4 separate regions of the Homo sapiens genome follow, and all the other regions are linked to region 3. The links are chromatin loops, found by intact Hi-C in ENCODE. Cell type or tissue: PC-9. All regions are shown on one strand. Each heading gives the region's core, and the rest is flanking DNA. Links, peaks and the distances in the headings are about the cores only. Region 1 has its middle 21 kb from the start of GPR135. Region 2 has its middle 62 kb from the start of DAAM1. Region 3 overlaps DAAM1 (dishevelled associated activator of morphogenesis 1). Region 4 overlaps DAAM1 (dishevelled associated activator of morphogenesis 1).

The links. Hi-C counts contacts between places; a loop is a spot of excess contacts. Peaks named below come from ENCODE experiments on the same cell type or tissue, not always from the same donor. Only the 100,000 strongest peaks of a DNase experiment are listed, where the experiment ranks them.
Region 1: a loop joins it to region 3, with 3 times the contacts of the local background. A loop is called at or near these places in 10 of 110 quality-filtered maps.
Region 2: a loop joins it to region 3, with 4 times the contacts of the local background. A loop is called at or near these places in 8 of 110 quality-filtered maps.
Region 4: it touches region 3 in a loop (4-fold over the local background); 6 of 110 quality-filtered maps call a loop at or near these places.

Annotation. Positions count from the first base shown.
Region 1 is chr14:59,440,562-59,448,079 of GRCh38, forward strand. No RefSeq gene overlaps it. Among named protein-coding and RNA genes, the nearest start is that of GPR135, 21 kb to the right of the region's middle. In PC-9, for the core only: CTCF peaks have their summits at 3,826 (motif pointing left) and 4,026; a DNase peak (open chromatin) is centred at 3,830.
Region 2 is chr14:59,123,116-59,130,633 of GRCh38, forward strand. No RefSeq gene overlaps it. Among named protein-coding and RNA genes, the nearest start is that of DAAM1, 62 kb to the right of the region's middle. In PC-9, for the core only: CTCF peaks have their summits at 4,214 (motif pointing right) and 4,422; a DNase peak (open chromatin) is centred at 4,216.
Region 3 is chr14:59,339,627-59,347,144 of GRCh38, forward strand. DAAM1 (dishevelled associated activator of morphogenesis 1) reads left to right here. Exons shown (of 25, transcript NM_001270520.2): 16 at 448-554. Among named protein-coding and RNA genes, the nearest start is that of GPR135, 120 kb to the right of the region's middle. In PC-9, for the core only: no CTCF peak of the experiment used is centred there; DNase peaks (open chromatin) are centred at 2,385, 2,675, 3,025 and 4,155; H3K4me3 peaks cover 825 bases; H3K27ac peaks cover 3,498 bases.
Region 4 is chr14:59,272,727-59,280,244 of GRCh38, forward strand. The region is part of intron 2 of DAAM1 (dishevelled associated activator of morphogenesis 1); the gene reads left to right. Among named protein-coding and RNA genes, the nearest start is that of DAAM1, 88 kb to the left of the region's middle. In PC-9, for the core only: no CTCF peak of the experiment used is centred there; DNase peaks (open chromatin) are centred at 3,175 and 5,615; H3K27ac peaks cover 3,155 bases.

The DNA.
Region 1 (7,518 bases), core at 1,526-6,525, 100 kb after region 3:
CACTTAACAGTCCACACTTCAACCTCTTGCTCTGTGTCTCACAGCACGACTATTGATGTTTCAATGTGCACTAAATAAACTGACATTTCTTTCCAACTGTATCCTCTACATCTTTTCCACATCATGTCAACAACCAGAATACCAATACAATATTTTAGAAAGGTTGAGAAGTTCTCCAAAAGCAGAGAATATGTTCAGGAGGAATGTCCTCTCCCCTTTTTGCATGTGAGCTATACTATTTGAGGACAAAATTAGTGAAAGGAGTAGCTTAACTTTTAATGGATCAGGAGGGGAACTTCATTCCATGCTAATGACATACCACTTTCCCCATAATTAGGGAGGATGTTTATTCAGCCAGGATGCTGAAAAATACATTTTAAGATATAGAAGCAGCATCTGTGTTCATACCATATTGGTTGTTGAATATTTTGACTATTATACCTGCAGTTTGATAAATTGAAGGTAAGTTGTAAGTACATAAAGTTGATTAGCCTTTTCGGCACCAAAGGCAAAAAAAAAAAGAAAAAAATCTGGAAACTACTTAGAAATTATTTGACAGCATTGACCTCAAGTTCACCTCTGTTATGGACTTAAGCGCTTTGATACACAAGAGTATTTTATTTGTTTTAGAAGAGGCTGTCAGGTTATCCATTTCATGTTAAATCCAATATTCTTTGTTTAATTTCTGATTATTTTTGTTTGCATTTATCCCAAATATTGATTTAGAATAAAATCCACTCTTGACCCTGACTTTTCTCCACTACCTATTTTTCAGGAAAATTTTTGCAAATAGGCTGATTGAGTAGACTATATAGAAATGAACAAACATCTTTTTATCAGCTCTTTAAAAAATGTGTAGACACGCAGTAATACAAAAACATTGCTCCAATTAAGAAAGCAAAAGTACAAATATGCTTACATTGAAAAACATTTTTTGAGACAATGGTATATTTTAATAGTCTAGAGTGGCTCATTTATATTACTTGGGTTTATGAGTAGAATGAGAGGCATTGTTATGGAGGATGAGAGGAATAATGTAAAAATAAAGTGAACTAAGAGTGTATTTGCAACCTAATTTACTTTATTTAAAAAATTTTGTGACTCGCCCAATCTATGTGCTTCATAAGACAACTATCTGTTTCACTGCTTTCAACCGGGGTCTAAGAGCCTGGCACATAATAGATGCTCGATAACTGTGTGTCAAACGAATAAATGCACAAAGTGTTCATTGCTCACCTAATATGCCACAATAGCAAACAACTTCTCTCTCTCCTTCTTCCTTTCTTTTGTAAATTTTCTTTATCTTCTTCTCTCCCTCCTTAGCCCCCTCTTCTTCCTTCCCTCTCCTTATCTCTCTTTAGTCTCCTCTCTGTTCTTCCCTCCCTTCTGTTCTCCTTTCAAAGTAGATCACAGAAAGATGTTTAGGAGACATTCATTAGAGAATGTTCAGTAGCACAAAGACAGCAGAAAATGTATACAGTATCACATTTTCCATCCTTTCTTTTCTTTTTTAACTAAATCTTGAAATTCTGAAGTTATGTGACTTTGTATGTTTTAAAGGGGTGTTGTCGTGTTGCATGGGTGTCTTGTGTAACTAAAACAAACTCTCCACCCTGCCCTTGTCTTATTGTGCAGTTTCTTTCTTTTCATTTTTATTTTATTTACTTATTTTTTTGAGGCAGGGTCTCATCTCACTCTATTGCCCAGGCTGGAGTACAGTGGCATGATCTCGGCTCACTGCAGTCTCACCCTCCCTGGGCTCAAGCAATCCTCCCATCTCAGCCTCCTGAGTAGCTGGGACTACAGGCACACAACACCACACCCAACTTTTTTTTTTTTTTTTTCCATAGAGATGGGGTTTCACCATGTTGCCCAGGCTGGTCTTGAACTCCTGGACTCAAGCCATCTACTCACCTTGGCCTCCCGAAGTGCTGGGATTATGAGCATGTACCACCACACCCATCCCACAGTTTCTAAGAGAATCTGACCTTTTTCAGTTTCCAGAGACAGTCTTTGTGATTAATGATCTATCTGTGTTAGTCTAAGACTCCAAGACCAATCTCCCATTTCCAAAGACAGAACTGGGAGAAACTTCCCTTTCCTCTAAAGAGGTGATTCTGTATGTAAGCTAAGAGTAATCAAAGCAAGTTAGAATGCAATCTCCTTATATCCTTGTGAGAAGGATGGGAGAGGCTCCCCACACATGAAGGTAAACAAGAGGTTGCAGATTTTCACCATCGTTGACAGGGTGGGTGGTGTGCTGGCAGAGGGGAAGCAGTAGAGTTATTCAGGCTGAATGGACATCACTAAGGGAACCAGGTTCTTTCAGGTGCACAGGGGAAATCAGCAAGTTTCAGTGAATTCATGACAACTTGCCTCAGGCTGCTATGAAAGATGGCCACAAGGTCTCCTCTATTAGTGAGGCTAGCTAGGTGCAATCCTGACCTTTATTAAGAGTAACCAGACATTCGGGAGCTGGTTGCCTAAGTGCCCAGTAATCAGTTAAAAAGATGTCACAGAAAGGCAATTTCACTCTTACATTTCAAATATAATATTGATGCTAAGATTCAAACTGACTGGAAAAACAGAGATTCATCCAGCCGCAGAGGGCCTGATAGGGATAAAGGAGGCATGCTAAGGGATATAAATTACTACTTCTGTGAACTCCCAGAAAAGATTCTACCCTTGTTAATTTCATCCTGCCTCCTCCTCACTCTCAGATCCCCAAACCTCCACCCTTGTCTGCCTCTCTTCCCATCCATCCCTGCTGTGGGTTCTAATCCCAATCCTGCTGTTGTTTAGCTGGCTATATTATCTTGAACAAGTTATTTTTCTTTGAGTCTCAGCTTCTTCATCTATGCAATGGGGAATAGTAATATCCGGCCCATTGATATGAAATAATATGAGCAAAGGACTTCATGGAGGCAATCAATAAATGCTAGATACATCCCAAATCCCACTCTCTAAAGAATAGTCTTAGAAAACTAAAACTTTCAAATCACAAGCCTAACTCTATTTTCCAAATGTAAGAAATTTGCCTTATTTCTCAGTTGCCCTGATGCATTCCATCCATCATATAAAATAAATAATTTAAATGAAAAGTTAATTGAACGCTTAGAGCACTAAAAGTCATTCTAAGTTCTTCTTTCAGAGAATTAAAGATGCAAAAGGAAAAACTAATTTCAACATTATGCATTCAAAGAAATCTAAATTGTAACAAATTATTTATGTATATATTTAGTCTCTATTTCCTGTTCAAATACTTCAAATACATTTATAACCATTTGGAACTGTTATTACCAATATTTTAAGATGTTACACGATCCAATAGGAAATATTAACTGTTTTATTGTTAAAGAGTCATATTAAAATAATGCCATGACATATGTGTTATCAATTAGGCAATGAGCTACCAGTCAATATGTTTTGCCTTATAAAGAATTTTAGCCAAGATAAAGCTTGTTTGTTTGACTTAGAAAGCCAAAGTTGAACCTGTGTGATAACTCTTTGATCACATGTAATAACTGAAGCATAAGAAAATTGGTTTTTAGTATAATCACCAATCGTCCTCCCTTCCTCCCACTGAGAAAAAAATTCGGCCTTGTTTAAATACTCAGCTTAATTAAATTATGTATTTAATATATGATACATTTGTCTTGGCTTTGCATAGCACAAAAATGATAGATTAAATTTTTATGTGATAATTAAAGCCAAACTGTTATCAATAAGAATGTTAAAGCATTTAAAGATTATGAAAGTTTAATGTGTTCTGATGTGTTGCTTTTCAAAATCGTTGGGGCATTCCCGCTTTGAAAATTGTTGTACTTGATAATGGAGCCTCCTTGTGGGGAATCAGCAGTATTTCAGGCTTTCAAATTGCAGGTGAACTGCTGTTTGAATTTTCCCCCTTCACAACGGGAATAGATGTACTGTAGTAGTGCTATCAAGAAAATATGTACTTGTCGCCGGGTGCCGTGGCTCACGCCTGTAATCCCAGAACTTTGGGAGGCCGAGGCGGGTGGATCACGAGGTCAGAAGATCGGGACCATCCTGGCTAACACAATGAAACCCCATCTCTACTAAAAATACAAAAAATTAGCCGGGCGTGGTGGCGGGCGCCTGTAGTCCCAGCTACTGGGGGGGCTGAGGCAGGAGAATGGCGTGAACCCGGGAGATGGAGCTTGCAGTGAGCTGAGATTGTGCCACTGCACTCCAGCCTGGGCGACAGAGTGAGACTCCGTCTCTAAATAAATAAATAAATACTAAAAAAAAAAAAAAAAAAGAAAAGAAAATATGTACTTGTCTCTGGACCCCTGACATCCAGAAACCAGCAGGAACTTAATGACTGCCAGAAAGTAAGGAAATATGTGCTGCCTTTCCTTTGGTTTGTCTGTAGTCCTGGTAGCTAAAGATAAACCAGTATTAATTTTTTTCAGTCAAATCGATTATGTTCTCTGGAGAGTAAACAAGTAGATTGACAAATTTTTTTACTTTTAAACTGCCCAATGTAGCTGGGCATGATGGTGCATGTCTGTAGTCCTAGCTACTTGGGAGGCCGAGGTGGGAAGATTGCTTGAGCCTAGGAGTTGGAGGTTACAGTGACCTATGATCCTGCACCTCACTCCAGTTTGGGTGAGAGCAAGACCCTGTCTCAAAAAACAAACCAACAATTAAACTGCCCCATGTAGTGGGGCCCTTGAACATATTGAATCAGGTAGATGCATGTTTTGCTTTAATCTCATGGAGTTATTCTCTACTTTTGACCAGAGAGCACATTCCTCTAAGAAAGATGTCAGGCCTCTGCTACGACCTCAGGTCCTCAGACCGACCAGCCCAAAAAACATCTCACCAATTTCAAATCCAGTAAGCGGCCTCTTTTTACTGTCTTCTCCAACCTCCCTCGCTATCCCTCAACCTCTTTCTTTCAATCTTGGCGCCACACTTCAATTTCTCCCTTCTCTTAATTTCAATTCCTTTCATTTTCTGGTAGAGACAAAGGAGACACGTTTTATCCGTGGACCCAAAACTCTGGCGCCAGTCACGGACTAAGGAAGGCAGCCTTCCCTTCGTGTTTAATCATTGCAGGGACACACCTCTCTGATTATTCACCCAGGTTTCAGAGGTGTCAGACCACGCAGGGACGACACCTCCCCTCCTTGCCAGGCCAAGCTAGATCCCAATTCTTCCTCAGCCTCTGCTCCTCCACCCTATAATCCTTTTATCATCTCCCCTCCTCACACCCGGTCCGGCTTACAGTTTCGTTCCGTAACTAGCCCTCCCCCTCCTGACCAGCAATTTACTCTTAAAAAGTCAGCTGGAGCCAAAGGCATAGTCAAGGTTAATGCTCCTTTTTCTTTATCCCAAATCAGATAGCGTTTAGGCTCTTTTTCATCAAATATAAAAATCCAGCCCAGTTCATGGCTCGTTTGGCATCAACCCTAAGACACTTTACAGCCCTAGACTCTAAAAGGTCAAAAGGCCGTCTTATTCTCAGTATACATTTTATTACCCAAATCTGCTCCCGACATTAAATAAAACTCCAAAAATTAAATTCTGGCCCTCAAACCCCACAACAGGACTTAATTAACCTTGCCTTCAAGGTGTACAATAATAGAGGCGGCTAAGTAGCAACATATTTCGGAGTTGCAATTCCTTGCCTCCACTGTGAGACAAACCCCAGCCACATCTCCAGCTCACAAGAACTTCCAAACGCCTAAACCACAGTGGCCAGGTGTTCCTCCAGAACCACCTCCCCCAGGAGCTTGCTACAAGTGCCAGAAATCTGGCCACCAGGCCAAGGAATGCCTGCAGTCCAGGATTCCTCCTAAGCCACGTCCCATCTGTGCAGGACCCCAATGGAAATCAGACTGTTCAACTCACCTGGCAGCCACTCCCAGAGCCCCTGGAACTCTGGCCCAAGGCTCTCTGACTCCTTCCCAGATCTTCTTGGCTTCTCTGACTCCTTCCCAGATCTTCTCGGCTTAGCGGCTGAAGACTGATGCCGCCCGATCGCCTTGGAAGCCCCGTAGACCATCACAGATGCTAGCTTTAAGTAACTCTCACAGTGGAGGGTAAGTCCGTCCCCTTCTTAATCAATATGGAGGCTACCCACTCCACATTACCTTCTTCTCAAGGGCCTGTTTCCCTTGCCTCCGTAACTGTTGTAGGTATTGACGGCCAGGCTTCTAAACCTTTAAAACTCCCCAACTCTGGTACAATTTAGACAATACTCTTTTAAGCACTCCTTTTAGTTTTCCCCACCTGCCCAGTTCCCTTATTAGGCTGAGACACTTTAACTAAATTATCTGCTTCCCTGACTATTCCTGGACTACAGCCGCATCTCATTGACGCCCTTCTTCCCAATCCAAAGCCTCCTTTGCATCCTCCTCTTGTATCCCCCACCTTAACCCCCAAGTATAGGATACCTCTACTCCCTCCTTGGTGACCGATCATTCCCCTTACCATCTCATTAAAACCTAATCACCCTTACCCTGCTCAACGCCAATATCCCAACCTGCAGCGTGCTTTAAAAAGATTAAAGCCTGTTATCACTTGCCTGCTACAGCATGGCCTTTTAAAGCCTATAAACTCTCCTTACAAATCCCCCATTTTACCTGTCCTAGAACCAGACAAGCCTTACAGGTTAGTTCAGGATCTTCGCCTTATCAACCAAATTGTTTTGCCTATCCACCCTGTGGTGCCAAACCCATATACTCTCCTATCCTCAATACCTCCCTCCACAACCCATTATTCTGTTCTGGATCTCAAACATGCTTTCTTTACTATTCCTTTGCGCGCTTAATCCCAGCCTCTCTTCGCTTTCACTTAGACTAACCCTGACACCCATCAAGCTCAGCAAATTACCTGGGCTGTACTGCCGCAAAGCTTCATAGACAACCCCCCTTACTTCAGTCAAGCTCAAATTTCTTCCTCATCTGTTACCTATCTCAGCATAATTCTCATAAAAACACACGTGCTCTCCCTGCTGATCATGTCCGACCAATCTCTCAACCCCCAGCACCTTCTACAAAACAACAACTCCTTTCCTTCCTAGGCATGGTTACTGCGGTCAGAATTCTTACACAAGAGCCAGGACCACAGCCTGTAGCCTTTCTGTCCAAACAACTTGACCTTACCGTTTTAGCCTACCCCTCATGTCTGCGTGCAGCAGCTGCCACTGCTTTAATACTTTTAGAGGCCCTAAAAATCACAAACTATGCTCAACTCACTCTCTACAGTTCTCATAACTTCCAAAATCTATTTTCTTCCTCATACCTGACGCATATACTTTCTGCTTCCCAGCTCCTTCAGCTGTACTCACTCTTTGTTAAGTCCCACAATTACCATTGTTCCTGGCACAGACTTCAATCCAGCCTCCCACATTATTCCAGATACCACACCTGACCCTCATGACTGCATCTCTCTGATCCACCTGACGTTCACCCCATTTCCCCATATTTCCTTCTTTCCTGTTCCTCACCCTGATCACACTTAGTTTATTGATGGCAGTTCCACCAG
Region 2 (7,518 bases), core at 1,446-6,445, 220 kb before region 3:
AGAATAAAATCTATAAAAAGAACGATATAAGAGCAGTGACAAGGTGGCCACTCTAGAGCAGATTTATAGTTTTACAAAATGTAGGGGTGCCAGTTAATTTGAAGAGCTACTATAGAAGCTAATCAGAAAGAGAAATTTAAACAACAACAAAAATAGAAACACACATTATTATCAACCAAATGTGGGACTGGATTATGAAAAATACAGGGGAAGATAATATCCAAAATATATAGATATAGAAGTGACCTGGTTTGTTATTTTATTATTTAAATTAAGAATTCTAGATCCCAATCTTTTCATAAAGATTTATTTCTTACTTCCCAAAGATTTTATGAGAAATAGAGCAGACCAGCATGCAGGGAAATGCCATGAAATTTGCAACCTCTGTGAGCCTCAGAAAAATGGGAATAATAAATTTGGCTTTGTAGGGGTCTTATAAAGATTAAAATTATTTTTCAAGTATCTAATATAGTATCTAGCACACTGTAGGCACTCATTAAATGTAGTGGAGGTATGCGCTTTTCTTCTGTTTTTCCACCAAAGTCACAAATGAGTGAGAAAGCAACAATTGCTAAGTCAATCCTGAGTCAAGCTTGGCACCAAGGCTGATTGTGAAAGGTTCTTGTCCTGCTTCCAGCGCCTGATTTGAGATCTGAAGCAGGAAGGGGATGCTGAGAGCAGTCTTGCATTCTAAAGGTGAAGGGTTTCCGCCAGAGGGTAGAACTTTGCTTTTCATGGATACTATGTCATCATGTACTAAAGTTTGGTATATTCTTCAGGTTTGTCTCTAATAGATGTGAATACAAATCAGTGATATTTAATGATTTCATATGTATTTTGTTCAATAGCTAAATCTAATTCTCAAGGATTAAGTAATTTTAAATGAAGGATATAAGATACGATATAAGAAAAAAGAAAGGTTGCAGTATATATTGGGTTGATATCTAAAGCTTGTCATTCCCTGTCTGAAAGCTGCAATATATAATCCATTTGCTTTTTCATTTCCAGTGTTCAAATTCTATCTTCAGCATAGTGAGCCCAAACAAAACCAATTCCTTTCATGCCCTCTACTGGATATTTGAAGTTAAACGTCAATAACACTGCAAAGTAACCAAAATAATGATACACATAATATCCAGAATGTTCTTTTATAGCCTCTTTAAATAAAAATTCGTTTACATTGGTTCACTGGTATCAGATTTCCTTTTTCTGCCTAAAATGCAAATTTCAGAGTCACTTCTTCGTATTATATGGAAATTATTTGTTGAGGGAAAAGGAGTGAATAAACGTAGTTTGTATAACTGACACCTTTGAGGTGTCTCAAAGGAACAGCGGTGTCATTGGCTGCTGTGATATTTAAGCTTCCTTTTTGTTTCTGTCCTGGTTCAATAGTAAAATCTACCAGCAGTTGAAATCTGTATTAGAAGGGTGGGATGGTAGAGCCCACAACTGAAAAAATTCTCCATATTAGCTGTTTCCATCAGACAAAACCCATCAGAAGGAGGGCAAAGAAGTTCTTTGCTTGGTGACCTGGCTGTCTATAGCCATCTTTGCATCCACTTTAAGGGTGTCTGGAAAGATGTCCCCTTGCTCCCAATTCAGCTCACCTACCCTCTCCCAGGGCTTTGTTTTACTCAGCAGTGCCATACCAATTATTAAATTTGTAAAATTTCCATAGCAGTTGTTACGTGGCCACTGCCCTTAGCTACCGTCTGCCACTCACCATGCCTTGACTTTCCCACAATCAAGAAATTGAAAGGTCAAATCCGGGTCTACTCACTCCAGGAAATTTCCTGATCCAATCCACCCAGACACCTAGATCCTTCAGGCCCTACACAGGCCTAAATGGGTGTAGTCCTGTCTATGTCAATCTGGCCTGAAACATCAGCACCAGAGATGTTACTGCAGAGCTACACGTCAGCAGGACCAAGGAAGAAAGGAGGTCCCATGTTTTTCTCTCTACGTAGCAATAATAGGTAAGATTTATGGAGAACATATTACATGCCAGCTATAATACGCATTGTTTCATTCACTCTATAACGGCTCTATTTTACAGATGAGTAAACAGAAACATCTGATAACTTCCACCTAGTGCATGGAGAGCTAGAATTTGAAGTAGGGCTGACCAATACCAAAGCCTGATGTCTAGTGAAATTCACACAATGCTGCAAATCTGAAGACTCTGCAGCAGATTTTGTAGGTACTTTCAGCAGAGGAGTTTCAGAAATGCTTTGCACAAACACAGGTTCACCAAGTGAGTGATCACACGGGAAGACCACGTGGGAAGGTGGGTAGTCTCAGTCACTCTCAGTTGCACCCTTTACTTCAGGGAGGGCAAGGGAACAAAACTTCGGATTACCAATGATGTAACTCCCATAAAAACCAAGTAAGAAAAGTCCCCCAGACTTCTCCTTCAGCTTGTTACTTAATATTGGGTGTTGAAGGATCTTTGGGGATGGGAGGAGGAACAATCATGATTCTCATGCAAATATAAAACATGCTTATGTCAAACTTTCATTTAACTCATTAATTAAATGAGGTAACAGGTAAAATAATAGTAGAAGCTAATAACTCAACATGAAATCCCATAGCTCAATTGCATGGTGATTGAGAGAATAAGACTTCATTAACAACAGGTTCAGAGAAAGCCAAAAAGCAGAGACATTTATAGATCAGGAAGAGTGAAATGGATTTGCAAATGGAAACAAAATTGGTGCTTTTGTGTGTGTGGACAGGGAGGAGTCAATTAACTTTCCACTGGACAGAATTTATTTATATGCCTATGGGCATATTTGCATTGCTATCAGTTTTGTACAAGTTAACTTTGATCCCTACAAAATTATAAAATAGCCTAGTCAAAGACAAAGGTGCATATTTGGATAGGAACATAATCCCCAGTGGTTATAGCATTACCTGGAACATTACCTTGAAAAAACATTAATCCTGATCAATCTTGTTTTGTTTATTCCAATGTCTTTTTTTTTTTTTTTTTTTTTTTTTTTTTGGAGACGGAGTCTCCCTTTGTCACCCAAGCAATTGTTCGTGCAGTGGCAAGATCTCAGCTCACTGCAACCTCCATCTCCCGAGTTCTAAATGATTCTCCTGTCTCAGCCTCCAAGTAGCTGGGATTACAAGCGTGTGCCACCACACCCAGCTAATTTTGTTTCCTAACATGGATCAAGTGGTGAAAAAAATCAATAGAACTAATTCTTTAGCACTGACCTACGTTTATGAGCAGTTGCCGTAGGGTTTGGATTGGGGAATGAGCAAGAAAGATTAGGAAAATTAAAATTTACTCTCTCCAGCCTCATTCTCAGGAGAGTATTTCAGAGATGAAATATAAAAGCAAAGATCTGTAATCCCAGCACTTTGGGAGGCTGAGGTGGGCAGATCACCTGAGGTCAGGAGTTGACCAGCCTGGCCAACATGGTGAGACCCTGTCTCTACTAAAAATACAAAAAATTAGCCAGGCGTGGTGGCATGGACCTGTAATCCCAGCTACTCTGGAGGCTGAGGCAGGCAAATTGCTTGATCCCAGTAGGTGGTTACAGTGAGCCGAGATTGCGCCACTGCACTCCAGCCTGGGTGACACAGTGAGACTACGTCCCAAAAAAAAAAAAAGCAAAGATATGTTCTCATTTATTAATTAATGTAACTAGTTCTTATTGACACCTACTATATGCCCCACTCTAGAAAACTGTGGGTCTACATGGGTTTCCAGTGAACTAGTCACGTAACCATGACTACAAACATTTAACACCAAACAAGATAAACTACCAATCCAAAAATGCAGGGTGGAAAATTCTGTTCACCTGTTCATCACTTAGGCAGTTTACTCACCCATTTGTTTTTTCATGGCTGACACAACATGTCTGTGAATTTTTCCCCACACTCTTGCTCCAACTACTCCCATCATCCCCAGCTCTAAGGCTGGAGCATTCCTGGTCATTTGAAGGTCTATTAGAATAACCCAGTAAAGTAGTTAAGTCTTAAAGATAATATCACATCACAGTAGGCCTGGGATAAGATTTTCTCTGATAGCAAAATCATAACCCTTTCCAAAAAAAAGTACAAGCTGGAGGCCTTCTTTCCAGACCTTTGATCTTCAGCCTTATTATCGAAGATTTTATTTAGACTTGGTTTTATTAATGTAAACGTGGGTGAGCCAGGGTGCCAATGGTGGGCAGAGAGAAAGATGACATGTATCTACCAGAAGGTGGCAGTGTTGTTTCTCCAAACATCTCACAGGTCAGACAGGCTCTAGAATGTCAGGATTAAAAACTAGGTGAGGTTATTTCTTGACCCATTCTATAATTAATTCACACATACCATTTACAATTAACAATATGGTCTCAATCTACTGCAAGATTCATATCAAATAATTCCCAAAATATACACAGAGGTAAAACGTCATCAAAATAATTTTCTTTTAAAGTATAATATGAGTTGACAGAAATGTATTGATCATCACTTTGTGCAAGTTTTCCTGCTGAAGTTCTATGTAGAAGACAAATGGAAATAAAGGACCTAAGCCTTTAAGGAATTTGGGATATACCTGGGAAGAAAAACTATATTCATAAAATCATCAGAATGTCTCTCATTTGAAATTCCTGGCCCCAATCTAATTAGGTGCTTCTAGATCTTTCCTCCTCTTAGACACTAAACTAGTCAATTCCCATCTAACCCTTAGGTCTCTATTCATCCTTAGCCTATCATGGACATGCTTTATTTACCCCTTTCACTTCTTTGACTTGAAGTATCTCAGCACTTTACATTTCTGGCGCTGGAAGGCAAAGAAAACAAGTCTTGAGGTAGCCCTTTCCCAGCGGAAACCAGGGGGACATTTCTCAACCCTTCTTCCCTGAGAGCCAAATAGTTCTGAACTCTGAGATCTTGGTAGGATGCCTGACTTGAGCCTTGCAATTCTCCCAAGGCTTACTAGACAATGTGACATTTCCCACAGAAACCCCAGCAGCCTATCTACATTGAACAAAATTTTGTAGCCAACCTTTTTTTTTTTTTTTTTTTTTTTTGGGATGGAGTCTTGCTCTGTCGCCCAGGCTGGAGTGCAGTGGCGCGATCTTGGCTCACTGCAAGCTCTGCCTTCGGGGTTCAAGCCATTCTCCTGCCTCAGCCTCCCTAGTAGCTGGGACTACAGGTGTCCGCCACCACGCCTGGCTAATTTTTTTGTATTTTTAGTAGAGACGGGGTTTCACTGTGTTAGCCAGGATAGTCTCGATCTCCTGACCTCATGATCCGCCTGCTTCGGCCTCCCAAAGTGCTGGGATTACAGGCGTGAGCCACCGTGCCCGGCCAGTAGCCAATATTAAAAAAAAAAAAAAAAAAAGAATAAAAAGGCTTATATTGCTTATATTCCCCACAACTTTAACCATTTCACAACTACATTTTAGTATGTTTACTAATATGTTATAAAAAAGAAGGGTTAGTATTCTTTATATTCTCCTCAGCTTGCCTAAACAACAACAACAACAATAATAATAGTAATCAGTAGTCTATTGTAGGGTCTTTTTCTCTATCATGCAAGGGTTCTTGTTTGGTTGTGATTAAATGAAAGTCACTGTATGAACACCACGTCTATATTACTACCATGACTCAGAAAGCTCATTAACTGAATATCTCTGACACAATTTTACATATCTCTGGAAATGACATAGTGGGGATAGGAGGAGTGGTTAGTTGTGCATTAGTCTATTTTACCACATTTACAGACAAAACAAATACTAGAGTCAGCTTACATCTACTGCTTTCTCTTCTCTCCACCATCTCTCAGATTTTAGGTTGTTTTATTAAAGTTCATTGCTGAGAACACAAAGGCTGATGCCACAGAGGGGAAAACGCCAGATCCACCACCGAACAGCTAAAGCCATATGCGCCTGCTCCATGAATGCCCATTTTTCATCTTTAGTGGGCTTCAAAGTTAAATAGCACAGACAACACAAAGGAAAATATGACCGCAGCAAAAGACAGAAACTACACTGTGGCTACAATTAAATCTTCATACCAATCATGCATTTTTAATGTGAACGTTTATGGAAATTGTCTCTTGATGTTTAGGTGGTGTTTTTCATCATTGGTTATTTATGATGCTTTGATCCTGGAAACATGAGCTAAATGAGAAAGCCAGAGAAAGGGATTCACTTAACAACGGATAACCTTGTTGTATCATAAATTACAAGAAGAAAGCCAATCATCTTTCAAGCTGCATCATCATAAACAAACTTAAAAGAAGAAGCTACCAGGATTCATGGCAACTTTTTTGCTTCCCAACCTGGAATTCCCCAGTATGTGCTGTCTGACTGGTTTCTGTTCTCTAGTAGGGATAGATCCTTTGCCATGTTGATTAGCTTAATTGTGCCATTTTATTATTTGGGATGTGAACATAGAAAAAAATTTTTCAATAAAATCGAAGAATTAATAGTTAAATGCCTTCAGCCAAGTAGAAATAGTTTAAGGGAGAGGGAGGTGATGGATATTAACATAAAATTAGGTCTGAGAGTAGAAAAAAAGAAAGGGCCTGAGAACCCCAGGAGCGAAGCTGGCTCTGAGCCTGTTCAGTTCTTCAGTGTTGATTCAGGTCTCTCAAAGTTAGACCTACAGAGGGGTCTTTATTCTGAAATATGAATGTGATATTCCTAGGAGAATATTATAAATCTGCAGTGGACGTTGTCCTGGGATTAAGCTTCTTCAAACAAATTCACCCATGTGAAAGTAACTGAACCCACATGCTGAGCCTCAAGGCGAGACCACCATTTATTTGATTGTACCTCTCCCAAATTATGTGTCTGGCCAGGCACGGTGGCTCACGCCTGTAATCCCAGCACTTTGGGAGGCCGAGGCGGGTGGATCATGAGGTCAGGAGATTGAGACCATCCTGGCTAACACGGTGAAACCCCGTCTCTATTAAAAATACAAAAAAATTAGCCGGGCGTGGTGGTGGACACCTGTAGTCCCAGCTACTCAGGAGGCTGAGGCAGGAGAATGGCGTGAACCCGGGAGGCGGAGCTTGCAGTGAGCCGAGATCGCGCCACTGCACTCCAGCCTGGGTGACAGAGCAAGATTCCGTCTCAAAAAAAAAAAAAAAAAATTATGTGCCCTTGGATGATTGCTTAGGACACATATTGATATCAATATGCTTAGGACACATATCATCCAAGAAATTCTGCCATTTTCAGAAAAGCTAATTGATGTTTGGCTCTGTGTCCTGGAAAAAAATGGATTAATCCCCACTTCACACTAGGGATAATCTCTAAAAATATTATAAACATATTGAAGATGCCTGGAGTAAATAGAAAAGCTAGGAACTTGTGAGGCAGCTTATTTCCGTATCAGGAGGAGATCCCGTGACCATTCACATGTCTAAAGGAAACTTTCCAAGTTTTGCTTTTACAAAGCCAAGAAATTTTGCACCCCATGGTAAATAAAGTGCAACAAACAAGGTAAAAGAACTGTCTTAAGTGGTCTCATCAACTAGTTACCCACCAGGGATGACGGCTCCTG
Region 3 (7,518 bases), core at 994-5,993:
GCTTTTTTGAGTGCTCACAATGCAGATGGTTCTGGGGTGAATGGGCCTTGCAAGTGGCTGGACCGGCAATGGCAAGCCTCAGCTGAGCCTGATTCATAGTGACAGTTCTTCTGTCTGCAATCCATAGGAATTTGGGGGACAAAAGGAGGGCACCACTCACTGATAATTTATGCACACTTAGCATCTTCAACTTAGAAGCACTTTGTTCTTCCAAATAATGCTTTTTCAAATGTGGGTGGTCAGCTTTTCTTATTATTTCCCTTTACCAACTAGACTGTAGCCTTTGTTTCAATTCCATCATTCTCCACACTTCCCACCATTTCAGCCTTGCCCATGTGTATACGAGTGTGTGTATGTGTATATGAACAACAATGTAAAGGAAAGTGTGTATCTGAAGTCTGAATGTCCCTGTTGGACTTTGATGGATTTCTTTCATGCTCTTTACAGAAAGAAGCAGATGCCATTGATGACACTCTGAGTTCCAAACTTAAAGTTAAAGAGCTTTCGGTGATTGATGGTCGGAGAGCTCAGAATTGCAACATCCTTCTATCGAGGTATTGTTGATGTTGAATAAACATTTCTAGTAGGACCAACATTTCCATTCTGTGGCTCAAAACCACATGTTAGTGATTTTGTTTTAATTGTACTCTGCTGAGGTACAGTTCTTTGGATCCCCTTCTGTTAAAATGAGAACAGCTCTTGGTGCTTACTTTCCCTAGTGGAACATATCAGAGCTGGATGCCTTCTTTCTCAAAGTTTAATTTCCACAGACCTCTAAATGTAAAGGCAGAACACCCTGAGTCAATCTTTTCTTCCCAGAAAGCCTGTAACATCGACTTGACTTTTATTTACACTTCTTGGCCTTAGAGATATTTTGGTCATTTAGTAGCATTGTCACAGAATCAGGACCAACAGATGAAGGCTCTTTGTTTTATTTTGCTTTCTAATGTCACCTTTTTTCATTTCAAGGTTATATGATTTCATGTTCTTTTTGAGCATTTTTATAGCTAAAAGGATATGTAAATCTCAAACCTCCGTGAAAAGCTAATTTATCCAGTTCAGCCCTGTTCAGAAATCTTTCTCATAATTAGTGAACCATCACAGCCTTGGAACTTGAAAAGAAGAAAGGAAATTTGGGAGCCTGGAATCTGATTGCAACTTCGGGCAATGTTGTCAGGTTTTTCTGGGCATTTCAAATAGCTTTTCTGTATCTAGTTTCTTCTTTTCTGTAAAAGGAACTTTCACATTAGGCAAAGATACCTAATGCTTATGGAGTGAGTGAAGATGTAAAGAATCCCGAGTTTGGGGCTTTAAAGATAAGTTACATTCTGGAAGGAATGTTGTATATGCATTGAGGCTGGTATAAGGTGACTTCTTTTTCAGGGACTATGAAGAGAGGGAAAGTAGTAGTCCTTATTATTTAGATGTTCTTAGAATGAATTTCTTTTAACACAAAGAGCTAGTGCTTGGTTTTCATGGAAGTTGATTCTTAGCCAGATATGTATTACTTCAGGGAGCAAATGTTTCTTTTAATGAAGAGAAATTTAACCTTAGTGAGATCTTTGAATTGTAATGCAACTAGTAAGGTAACCTGAACCATCCTGTTAACATTTTACTTCTGCCTCTGGCTGAAAGCTGTGTAAATGGCCGTACCCTGTGTTTATTCTGACTTTTGTTCCATGAACTATGCTCAGGTTAAATAAAATATCTATCTGCCTCAGGAAGCCACCACTTAAAATAACTTGAAGGTCTACTTATTTTTCTTCTACAGTAGTCCCCCCCTTATCCACAGTTTCACTTTCTGCGTTTTCAGTTACTCACGGTCCAGTACAACAAGATATTTGGAGGTAAACTGCATTCACATAACTTTTATTACAATATATTGTTTTAATTGTTCTATTTTATTTTTAGTTATTGTTGATCTCTCACTGTGCCTGATTTATAAATTAAACTTTACCCTAGGTATGTATGTATAGACAAAAAAAACATAGTCTATGTAAGGATCAATACTATCCACAGTTTCAGGCATCCACTGGGGGTCATGGAACATATTCCCCTCCAATAAGGGAAGACTGCTGTACAGTGTAAACAATTTGTTTTGTTACCTTTTTATAAGTAGTATTCCTAGTAGCAAAATTAAATTAACTTGGGGAAAGTTGTGGAGTTTTTTTTACATCCTAGAATTTCTCTCTATATTTTATGCTTGTGCCATCCAGATGAATGCTTTAAAACACTTGGTGAAGGGAGCTGTCACAGAATTTCTATAGTGTTGAAATGCCTTTAGAGTAAAAACTGTGACCTCGTTCCTTATTGACAGATTATTCAGTAGTACTAAGTACCAACCAGGGTAATTACACTAGATATAGATAAGGTTACATCTCTTTCTGGCAAATTTCCCATTCTGTTATTGAGGGAATTAGTTCATATTTGTGGTATGTAAATTCCCTTGTTGCCCTAGGCCCTGACACTTTTGAGGTGACTTAGAACTTGAATGTATCTAAACTCTCTTAAGACAGTTTTAAGAACTGGCCTCGTATCTGTCAGATTATCAATTAAAATCCAGTTTAGTGTATAAGTATTATTACAGTGAGCACAATTTAAAAGTGTGTGTGACAAAGTAATTTTGAGTCCCGTTTGACCTGCTGGCCATTGGGCTGCATTGATAAGGATCTGAAGCCCTCTCTCCCATGGATGATTCAGTGCCCCGTCCTTTTGTGCTCACTGGTCAGTTGTTTTACTCTCTCATCAGGAAAGCACAGAATGACATGTTAAATGTGGTACAAGTGAAAAAATTAGGCAGATTTAATTATAATTTGTATTTTATTTAGTTTTTTAACCAATCAGCAGTTTACTTTTCATTCTTCCTTTTTTGTTGGCAATTTATTACTATGCACAAAAGGAGCTGGGGACATAAAAGGAGAAAGAAGTAGGAAAACGTGTTCAATACTTTTTCTCTTAGTCACCACTTTGGAGCATTTTTTTGCCCAGCACCGTGCTGAGTGCCATAGGACATACCAAAAGTTAAGATAACGTTGCTGCCTTTGAAAGCACATGGCTAATTGGAGAAGAAAAATGACACCTGTGAGAAGATTTGTGCGCAGTTCAGGGCTTACACTGGTCTGACTGAAGGACATGGAGCCCGGCCATGTAGGAGGGGCACCAGCAGGGCTTATTGTAGAAAGTAGGCCTCAAAGGCAAAGACTGTTATATGACAAGAGGAGGGGCCGGGAAGGTGGTGTCAAGGAGGCGTGCAGCAGCAAAGATGTGGGAGGGACATAAGCACAGTTAGTAGAGAGCCCTGCAATCCCGGCAGAAAATTATCAATTGGATTGAATGAAACCAGGCAGGAGAGCCCGAAATTCAGGCATTGTGCATTTATAAGGGCATGAGTCAGCCCAGAATCACATCATAACCTCCTCATCTATAAAATGAAGATCATGAGGGTAGCAGCCCTGCAGCGGCTTGTGAGAATTCCTCCTAGGATGTGTGCAGCCCTGGGAAGGGTGCCTGCATGGGAGCTGCCCAGTCAGTGTCCTATTTATGTATCCATGGGATCAGAACTGGTGCCTTTTGTTCAGTAGGAGGACACTGTGTGTTTGTTTAATAAGGTTTTTTAGTTTGGTCTTTTGGTTTCGCAGGACAGGTTAGAAGGGGTTAACAGCTGGACCAGGGCAGCCATCAGATAAGGGCCTCTGTTGTCCAGGTGAGACCTGATGACTAAGGACAGCCTGGAGAGAGATGAAGAAGCCCTTGAAGGCTGATTTTATGCTTGGGGACAATGAATAGGAATGTTTCTATGTCAGCATTTCCTACCTTCTCACACTTACTATCTTTCTTTCCTGATTATTTCATTCCCAGAGACTGGTGAACTTCTCTATTTCTTATCTTGCTGTCTAGGATTTATCTCCTGGCAATGCCATCATTACACCAAAGTTCACCACAGTGAAAGCCTGTGGCGTATTCCATGGGCTGTATTTTAATGAACACTTGTGTTCACAGTATTTAAGATTATACCTTAAAGGTCTTCTTCATATTTTACAAATGTCAGTGGACCTTTTGGTCAGGGGCACCTGCCACAGCTTTCTCTGGAGCCAAGCAGGCAGTTGGAAAGAGGCCAAGGCAGGGAGGAGGTGCCAGCACTCCCCATGCCTGAGTGAGTAGGATATTTGCAGCATGAGTGACCAAATCATTCGAAGCTCTCAGAAAGAGATGGCCTAAAAGGTGTGCATTTGAATGGGGAGCTCCAGGGCACCAGGGACCATACCTTTCATGGGAAGAGAGTAGAATGGGCACGTCTTAGAGACGTTCCTCAGGTCCTCAGGGAATAAGCAACTTTTCTACTGGTATGTGTGCATGGGTGACATGTAGCAATTTAAAATTTACTCTGTTTTATTCCCCAAAACAGACCTCGCTGCCAAAGGCCTGGGGGTGGCAGCGGGGGAGACAGAAACTTGGAAGCAGGTTTATATTGCAAAATGAACCCACCTGAAACACAGTTTTATGAAGTGTTCTGCCGTTCTTTTTTTCCAGATGCTCACTTAGCACAGCAGCCTGGGTGTAGTAAACCACAAAAAGCTACTCTAAAGTAGGGGGATTTGGCCTAAATCCACTGAAGCAGAGCTAAGGCTGATCTAGCCATCCATCCTTAACTTATTTTAATTACGCCTGGATGTTCCAATTCTCTTGGCAAATTTTTGAAATACTTGAGTAGAGCAACCTGGAGTTTTGAATACTGTTTTAAGATGGCTGGTTTGTTTCCTGCCTTGTAAAGAAAGTTGGAGTAGATATCTCAAAAGTTGCCACCCTCTGGCACTTCAGAACACTGCCAAGCTTTAAAAGCAATTAATTACAGAGATTAGAGACTGATTCTGTGGATGACAGATGATACTAAGAACTCTGCAACCTATAGAACCATCCCTGAGGGCGGGGTACCTTTCTCCCCTTTCCCTTAAGGTAGGGTTTCTTTGATCCAACAGGACGCGTGCATAGCATTATGTTGACAGGTAGATTTTCTTAAGTGCTAGCCATTAAAGTCTCCAGTCTCTTTGTGGGCCACATTAAGAGAAACCAAAATTGTTTTGAATTAGAGCTAGTGTTTAGTCCAGACAGCCTCTGGGGGTTGAGGAGCATAAATATATACAATTTCAAAAGCAAGAAGTTCTGTGCTCCATATGGGGAGCTAATGAAATGCAAATCTGATACTTCAAGTATTGTTCTCGCTCTGATTTTCAACTCCTTTTCTTTTAAATGCAAAACAGAAGGACTCAGCAGAACTACACCATAAAATGGTTTCTTCAACTCGGTGTGAAAAGGACACAGAACTAATTTTTTTTTTTTCTTACAAGCAGAGCTCTCCTCATGATTATAGATGTTTTCACAGCCAGTTGGTTTTCATTAGTGGCAGTTTCAGCCCTCCCTATTGTTACTGTTCCTTGGCCTTGCATGGCCACACAATGGTGTTTGGACTTAAATTGACTCAAGGGCCTCTAGTGTCCTGGAGTCTAAGGCTACCCAGTTGAGGCCCTGATGCTGCGAGTCGGTTTTTCCCTGTTGTATACTTTACCCATGCCAACTTAGCTAAATTGTTCCATTTAAGTAGGGGGAATTTTCTAACGCGATATTCTGGGAACATGTTCATGAGGCAATGATTGTCCCAAGAATGACGAAAACCATCTGAAGAAGTCTGCCAGGACAAGGGCTGCTGTAACGGCGTAGGGGTTATAATGGCAACACAGCTCACATAAGGTGATAGAACGGGCCTTATTTGTCAGCTTAAACAATTTTGCATTTTGTCTAGATGCTTTATTTGGGTTTGAGAACATGAAATAGAAGAGAATGGTATGAGTACAGTAGGATTCCCAAATTTTTTCCTTCTCTTCCCTACTTAATGGCACATGAAATAACATTCAGTTTAAATAGCAAGGTGGATGGTTTTAACATAATCGGGTCCCAAATCTAGAGAAAAAGACAAGCCAGAGGCATCCTTGGTGGGGTGCCTCATCCAGCTTCACCTGGGGCTTCTCTTCTTTGCTGCCTTTGAGTGCGCGCTTTCAGTTGTTCAGCCCTCACCTTCATCTGCAAGCCCATGGGTGAGTGTGTGCTTTACACACCTTTGTGTCTTGAGGATTTCAGCATATCATCTGGTTCTCCCAATGACTGTAATCACTGTTAAAATAAGGACCTCATCTTCTATTTCCTTCTTAGTACTCCCAGGCCTCATGGGTGTCATACACAGAGAGGAAACACTGGTGAAATAGTGGGTATGACAGTGCTTTGGAAAGTGATCATAATTACCATACTAAGCACTGTTTAATGGGTTCTTAGCTGCATATGACCATTAAGGATACAAAGGTACTGCTACTTTGTTTTTCTAGTATAAAAAAGTCTGCCTTGCAGAACGTACATATAGTTTACTGTGTTCTTTCTATGGCCAGGAACTTTGCTAAGCACTTTACGTGCATTCATTTGCTTAATCCTCATGTGCACACATACAAACACAATCCCTTTTTTTTGGGGGGGGGGGGGTGCCTGGAGGGATGCAGTTATGTAGTTATTACTATCCTTGTTTTACAGATGAGGAAAGTGAGGCTTTATAAAAAATTTTTTGCTCTAGTCACACTGACCAGGAAGTATCGGAGACAGGACTGGGGCCCAGCCTGTCTTACACCAAAGCCCCTACTTCAAAAGTTGCATGTGACATGTGTACAGCTTGCTCTATATTTGTGTGTTTACATCTTTATCTCCAGTCCTAAATATGATGCTTTTTCAAGAGCATAGACTAAAAGAACAAATCAAGTCATGTTAATACGCCACATTAGTTATAGGTTGTAAGGAAGTAAGATTTTTAAAATAAGTCTAGACCAGGCATGGTGACTCATGCCTGTAATCCCAGCACTTTGGGAGGGTAAGGTGGGAGGATTACTTGAGGCCAGGAATTCAAGACCAACCTGGGCAGCATAGTGAGACCCCATTTCCATCAAAGAAAAGGAAAAGTCTGGGTCTAATGCTTACAAATTAAACAAAGGAGTGAGTCTCTTGTTGCAGCTAATAATGTGATCAAGATTTTTTTCCCCTGGGTAAGACTATTGTTATATCTAATAAAAATACATTTTAACATTATATTTTATATTTTACAGTCAATACTTTGTTGTTCTGACAATCAAGACACATATTCCTGATTAAATTAGTAAATCATTTATGTTGATGGTAGACAGAAAAAGAGAAAACAGATTTGTATTTTTGCTTAAATCCTTCCCTATGAGACATTAACTAGATAAGGAATATTTGTATAAAGAGTTTGAGATTAGCAATCAAGAGTCGTGGGTTTGTGGTTACTGTCGTTTTTTATGTCTGACCTCGGACAAATCACTTGGCCATTCTGGGCCCCAGTTTCTCCATCTATTAAAAAAAAGCCTTAACTATGAAGTACTTGCAGATTTTACTTTGCATATTATCTGTTGCTCAACTTTTTAACAATAACATGTAGTTTCTAAACTTCTCAAAATCCATTCTTTACTT
Region 4 (7,518 bases), core at 1,167-6,166, 67 kb before region 3:
CTTGATGCTGTAGGAAAATGCTCAGAACAGTGTGAAGATATGCAATATATCACAAAGAATAGTTGGAATGTAGATATGGGCTTAAATGTGTGCAGTGCTAAAATTCCTATGGAGTAAATGTGAACTGCTGCCAAGATACAGTCAATTTAAAGGTGACAGAAGATGATCTCACATCCAGGACTTGATCAGTTATTTTGGCCCTGAGAACAACTGATGGTTTATGATATAGGCTGATATTGACATAAGTGGTTTTGCTTGCTGATATCTGCTGTACTTCTGAATAGAACATTGCTTTGTTCCTAAAACAGTAGGGTTGGCAGTAGACTCTCATTTCAGTGGCATTATACATTTCTTTGTACTGGTTGAAGTCCTGTCTGCTTAGAGACAGTAAGATGGTCAAAATGATTTCTTAAGTTTCCTTCTAATCCTCTGATTCATTAAACACATCCAATAAAGCTTAAGATACGACCATAAAACCATTTTGTTCCTTCTAATTCTGAATGTATATTGTATCTTACCAAGATCATTCCAAATGTCCTTTCCTACAGGCTGTTAAATTTGGACTTCAACTTCATATTAAATATTTTGTTACCATTTCAATTATCATTTATTTCTGGATGCTTCTTATATCTTAATATTAGATCAAGGAGACTGAAATGAGGGAGCATGAAGAGGTGGAGGAAAGAAACATGAAAATGTTGTTTTTAAATAGAAATACTATACTATAAAACTATCTCTGAATTAATAATGCTGTTGACAAAATGGCTATGGATCCTCTTGGTCCTGATGATTTTTATTAAAATGAATCCCAAAGAGACCCTGGATAGTATGGACCTACTTAGCTTTTGGCTACAATTTAAAATCTGACTATTTAACTTAGTCCTTATACTACCATATACAAATTATACAAAGTCGTTATAGTATACTGACATTCCCATTCTCTATGTGTCCTCATATAAGCCAATACAGGTGTCAAAAGGCTGGAGGAATAATTTGATCTTTATAAGTAGTGTGGTTTAGGTAAGCTTTTAAGCGTAATTTTAAAAATGTGTTTCAGTAATGGCTAGAAGGATCTGGTAGTTTGTGCAATTAACTGTACATAAGAATATATCTTGATGCTCTGGGAATTATCTAGTCACCATGGTTTGCTCTCAGAAAACACATGTGACATGGCCTTTGGGAGGTAATTGCTCAATACCATGGATGGTGTTTTTCAGGTCTGAACAGTCCTTGAATATTTTTACTCGCTGTGTCTGGAATCTTCCCCACTCCAACCTTCAATTCCCAGAATTCCTCTGGAATTTCAAGCTGTTCTTGGTGCGTGTTACAAGAGCTCAGTGACCAGCTATATCTTTTAGTTATGATTTTCGGGCTTATGGGTGAAGAGCTAGAATTTTTGTTCCTTGGCAAACCAGATTCCTGAAAAAGTTGCAGTATTTTTTCTTGTGTTCAGTTTTAAATGAATTTGTTGGCAAGATCCAAAAGCAGCTAGCTGTTTATTTCATTACTCAGTGCAATATTTAAGAACTAAATTAAACCAAATAATTAAAAACTCAGAATATATATATGACATGTATATATATTTATGTTATGTATATATAACATAAATATGAATTGTTTTCAGGAAAAATAGGCTTTTCTTCGATGTAGAAGGAAAAGTCAGAATCTTTTGCCATCTTTTCAACAGTCAGATAGTTTGAGTTTTTTCTCATATGAATAACTCATTGTGTTAATCCACTATATATATGCACCTTTGCACCTTCAGAGAGCAGAATGGCTCAGGTGTTATATCTGACTTTCTCACACTTAGGATCCTGGGGGCCTAGGGCAGTGCTTGGTCCAGAGTAGGTGCTCAATGAATGTTTGTGGCTTGAGTGAATGGATGTATAACTAATTACTGAAGCATTACACATGAGATGCACAATAAGTATTTGAGTGAATGTATGCATGCATGCATGAATTAATAACTGTGGAATCCTGCAGCAGTTGGGTTTGTATTTTAATATTCTCATAGTGGTGATAAGTTTGGGCTGATTCTTATACTCTGCCTGCACCCTATCCACCTGCTGTCATCCTGTTTTACTCTTTCTTCTCATTAAAATGTTAGTTACAATGGGGACACCAAAGTGGTTGGCATGAAAGTTAGCAGATTAAAAGGATAAGGGTGACAATGTTTAAGAAATATTCTTTCTCTTTAAAAGTCTCTGTACTGTATATTACGTGGTGAAATAAATAGCTCCAATGTGGGAAGACTTATTCTGCTAGATTGTCTTTTGACCCAATTAAAGCTTTAAAGTGTCAGACAAGCAGCCAAACAATCCTCTTGAGGGTGTGGGAGGGGCCTGGGCTGGCAAGAGCAGTGCTGGTGCTATCGAAGGAGGTGGCCATGTGTGGAACTTGGCTTCATGGTTGGTTGCCCACAGGGACTTAGGGTACCTTTCTTGTCTGTCACTTTACAGCTGGTGCTGTATCCCCGGAGATGAAGTACTTCCATTCAATTAGGAAAACATGCTTAGAAATTCTCTCTTTCAAGAACAACAGGCAATGGGGCCTGTCAGAGGGTGAAGGGTGGGAGGAGGGAGAGGATCAGAAAAAATAACTGTGGGTACTAGGTTTAATAGCTGGGTGATGAAATCATCTGTACAACAAACCGTGTAATACAAGTTTACCTATACAACAAACCTGCACGTGTACCCCGAACTTAAAAGTTAAAAAAAAAATTTATCTAGTAAGACTTGTCAACTGAAGTTGTACTAGATTATAGGTGTAAATACTGGAAATTTGGGTGGATATTTGGAGATGATTCTAACATGTTTAGAAAAAAGCTTATTTTAGATTACCGGAAAACTGTTGGTGATGCAGACTATTAAAACTTGAAGTCACTCTAATGAGTTTCTAGTTTAACGGTAAAAAAGCTGAATAAAAAGCCTATGTGTTTAGCTGCAGACTTTGTCTAGCCAACTGAATATAGTCTGCATTGCTTGCTATTAAGAGAAAAAAGGAAATAGTGTAAAAAACACTTAACCATTGGTAGTAAGAAACTAGAAATTATTTCTATTAGTCAGCCTTTGCTTGTGGTGTTTCTCACTTCTTATTTTTATGTATCAAATGAAAACATGTCTATCAGACACAGAGAATATTACTGTGTAGGTGGTGGTGAGTCATATTGTGGTATTTCATGTAATGACTAAGAATATTGGCAGAAATTTTACAGGCTGAAAACCTCCAAGGTTTGTTCTCTGTGTTTACCAATCCCTTTTAGGGCTTAAAGCTCTCTCTTGTTTTCCATTTATGTTTTTCCTGACTGGTTGGGAGCAGGTAATAATTCACTGAATGCACCTCTATGGAAACTGACAAAAATCTTACCTAGCTTTCAGATTTCTAACCACCATCATACTAAAATATTATTCTCAGAGTCATTGCAGTTAAATTTTAAGTGCTTCTTTGGCAATTCATGATTCCCAGATGAGATGGTCATTTGCTGTAATGGGGCTGGATGTTTATATATTTAATGAATTATCATAGCTTAATAGTACATTTTCTCCATGCATTTTATAAAAATGTTTTCTGTTTATTTGCTGCCAAAGCATCACCCTTCAATCTGCCATTAGCTTCTTCCTCTTGATGTTGTACTTATTATCACCATGTCATGTGTCTTTAGGTCACAGCTTCTTCCCCTTGATGTTGTACTATCACCATGTCATGTGACTTGAGGTCTGCTTAGGTGCCTCTCCAGGGGCTTAACTTATTTCTGGTAGTGTTGAGTTGTGGGGTGGGAGGAGAGGGTTAAACTCAGAAAAGGCACTGCTAATGTTGAGTGTATCCTTGAGATGAACTGAAGGCTTGCAGCCTGCTGGGCTTGTGGGAAACCCTTTCTGGGTGGAGTTAGGATAGGTGAATTGGGGCTGTTTATTCTGGACAAATATCTGAGGTATCTAATTTGAAAAATAAAAGTTAGACTTGTCTGAGTAAGAAAATGGTTGGTAATTCTGTGAACTCTGTACATTGAGTCAGATGGACAGGTACCTTATCAAGGACCATTAAAAAGCAAAACAAAAGAAAACAAAAAACAAAACCCCCAAACACAATCACATACAAATAGCGAGTTGATTGGCAGGCTAACCTCAAGGGCCTGTCTTAGCTTCTTTCTCTCGTTTTTCTTAGTCCTCCTGCCCATTCCCCCACCTCAATCATTATTTGAATGTCCTCAGACCTTATCTAAATATATATTTGTATGTATGTAAAGAGTTAGTTAACTCATTAGAAATAGATATCCTGAATTTCTTAGTGACTTCTCTTATTAGCCAAAAACTTGTATTTTATCTCATTGAAATCTATTGATTAGGTAGATTTTCAAATAATAAATGCTTTAGATATTGCTTTAGAGGTTTTATAAATGATCCCATATTTCAGTTTAGCTAAAATCTCTGAAAAGAGCTTTTTCTTCCAAAGTGTTAGTCTTTCAACTCATTCAAGACCCTTATTGTATATTATTTCAAAATTCCTTCCCTTGCTTTATCTAGCAAATGAATCCATTTCCTTCGATTGATTTGTAGCATGCCAATTGTTTTCTGATTTATGTAGGTTTCTCTACAGAACTGCCTGCTTATTCTACAGTGTGGAATTGGTAAGGTTTCTTTGTACAGAATCTCTTAGAAGTGGGGCTTAATAATGCACTTTGTTACGGATGAAGCCTAGAACTTTAGTTCCCACAGCTGGGCTTCCCTCAGAGGTCCTTTCTTCTTAATAATAAAAAAAAATCTTTTCTCCAAAATATTATAAATATGTAAAATATATAAATATATAAAAGTATAATTAATATCATCTCCAAGAAGAAGAGCCTTTTAATCTGTTGGTTTTAGTTTTTGAGAAACTAAAACTTTCTCTGGAGAGGCATGATGCTTGATGCAAAGGTTTCTCCTTTTATCTCTTGCTTAATCATTTTCCTTTGACTTTTAAAACTCTATCCATAGAGAATAACATGAAAAAAAAATTCTCTGACCAATGAAAGGAGCTCGGCCACCCAAGTCTAAGATGTAGTAAGATTTAGATTCTATACTCAACTAGGGTGCTTCCTGGGGTTTGAGTAATTACATCTGTTTGTAATCATAGTGAAAAACCTGGCTGTTAACTCACAGATGATCTGGTACAGTAGTCCTCCCTTACCAGCAGGGGATATGGCCCATCTAAAACCCTCCCCTCCCCTGTGGATGCCTGAAACCACAGATAGTACTGAACGCTATATATACTATGTTTTTTTCCTATACATATATATCTATGTTAAACTTTATAAATTAGGCATAGTAAGGGATTCACAACAATAACTAATAATAAAATAGAACAGTTATAACAATAGGTTGTAATAAATGTTAATGTGAATGTGGTCTCCTCCTCTCTTAAAATATCTTACTGTACTCACCCTTCTTTTGGTGATGATGTGAAATGATAAAATGCCTGTGTGATCAGATGAAGTGAGGTGAATGACATAGGCATCACGAGGTAGTGTTAGCCTACTATTGACCTTGAGATGAAATGTCAGGAGGAAGATCATCTGCTGCGGGTGAACCTGGCTCATGGAACCATGAGGATGCTGATGGTTAGATATTCATGACTAATGAGCAAGGAATGTATACAGCCTGAATATGCTGGACAAAGGGTGATTCATGGCCTGCACAGGACTAAGTGAGATTTCATTGCAATACCCAGAATGACACACAATTTTAAACTTAGGAATTTTTTATTTCTGGAATTTATTCTTTTAGAATTCTTAATTTATACTTTTGGACCACAGTTGGCTAGAGGTAACTGAAATGGCAGAAAGTGAATTCAGAATTCAGAGAATAAGAGGACACTACTATACTTTTCTGTAGAGTCAGTATTAGGGGGAAAAACAAACTGAAAAGGTTCTTAAGGACTTCTTGTTAATATTAACATATCACTTAATTACAAAGGGACCTTGGGGAAAACATTGCCTGTTGCTTGGCCTAAATGGAATACACACTAATATAATTTATGTAACTTTCAAAGAAAGGATAAGAATATTTTAAGGAAGTGATCTTTGATTTCAAAGGAATGCTGTGTCTGAAACTGTAACATTTCCCAGATTGAGCTACTTACTTTAAAGGAGTACACAGTTTTCTTTCCTCCTTCTTCATACACTTCTTTCCAATCAGTTTCTCTTTTAAGCCAACTCCTTGGTTTATCTAATGTTCAAACAGAATTTTCTTTTCTTACTATGTATATACAAAGCTGTATTTTTTCTACTTTGTCTATATAGAATTTTTTGTTTGTTTTCCTGGGGCTCCAACAAGCAGGCTTGATTTTTTTTGACAGCTTTATTGAGGGATAATTTATATGTCATAGAATTCACCTCTTGTAATTGTACAGTTTGAGTTTTAATAAATGTTTATAGTTGTTAACCATCACCGCCATAGTTTATAACACTTCCAGCATCCCATCTCCCCTTGTGCCCATTTGCAGTCATCCCTGCCCTTGCCTCTAGGCCCCAGACAATCATCCGCTTTCTGGCTCTGTAGATCTACTTTTTCTAAGAAATTCATGTTAAGAGATACTATTGAGATACAGTGATACTAATTGCTTTATTTTTCATGAATGCTTCCTTTAGAATTTAATTACCAAAATGAAAAATCTCCTGAAATGTTACCTTGAAGTAATTTGAAGAATGATTTTCAAATTGTTTTGTATCCATTATTTTTTCCTTCTCCCATCAACTTTGCTTTCATTGCCCTTCTTGCCCAGCAGCCTATCTAAATGAATATGCATAGTTAGAAGAGACAATGCAAAAACAATCCAGCTGTTTTGTAACTAAAGAAATACTGTGTGTTATCCAGAAGTAGGGTCTGTGAGAGGGACTGGAGATTCAAACATAGAAGCTAAAACTAAAACCGTACAGCTTCCAGAAGAAACCATACAATTTTTTTTTACCTGTAAGTTGTAGAATTTCTTAGAGAAGATTTACAATCATTAACTATATTTTAAAAATTGATAAATTAGACTTCATTAAAATTTTAAAAAACACGTGGTGATCAAAATATTAACAAAATGAGAAGGCAAGCCACAGGCTAGGAGAAATATTCTTAATATATACCTCTGGCAAAGGACATGTTTCCAGGATATATAAAGAATTACTTTAAATCAGTAAAAATAAGACAGGTAACTCAATAAAAATGGGCAAAAGATTTGAACAAACATTTCACAAAAGAACATGTATGAATGGCCAGTAAACATGTGAAAAGTTATATTTAGCACCAGTTGTCATTAGGAAAACGTAAACTAAAACTGCATTGAGATCGTACTTAACAGAAACTAGAAGAGCTAAAATTTAAAAAAACAGCACCAAGTGTTGATGAGAATGTGGAGTAACTGGAACTGCCGTGTATTGCTGACATGAGTATAAGATGGTACCACTAGATTCTAAGGTGTTAAGTGTTACTTCAATGTATACCTTTGCCAAACTCAAAAACTGTATACTTAACATGTGTACATTTCACTGTATGT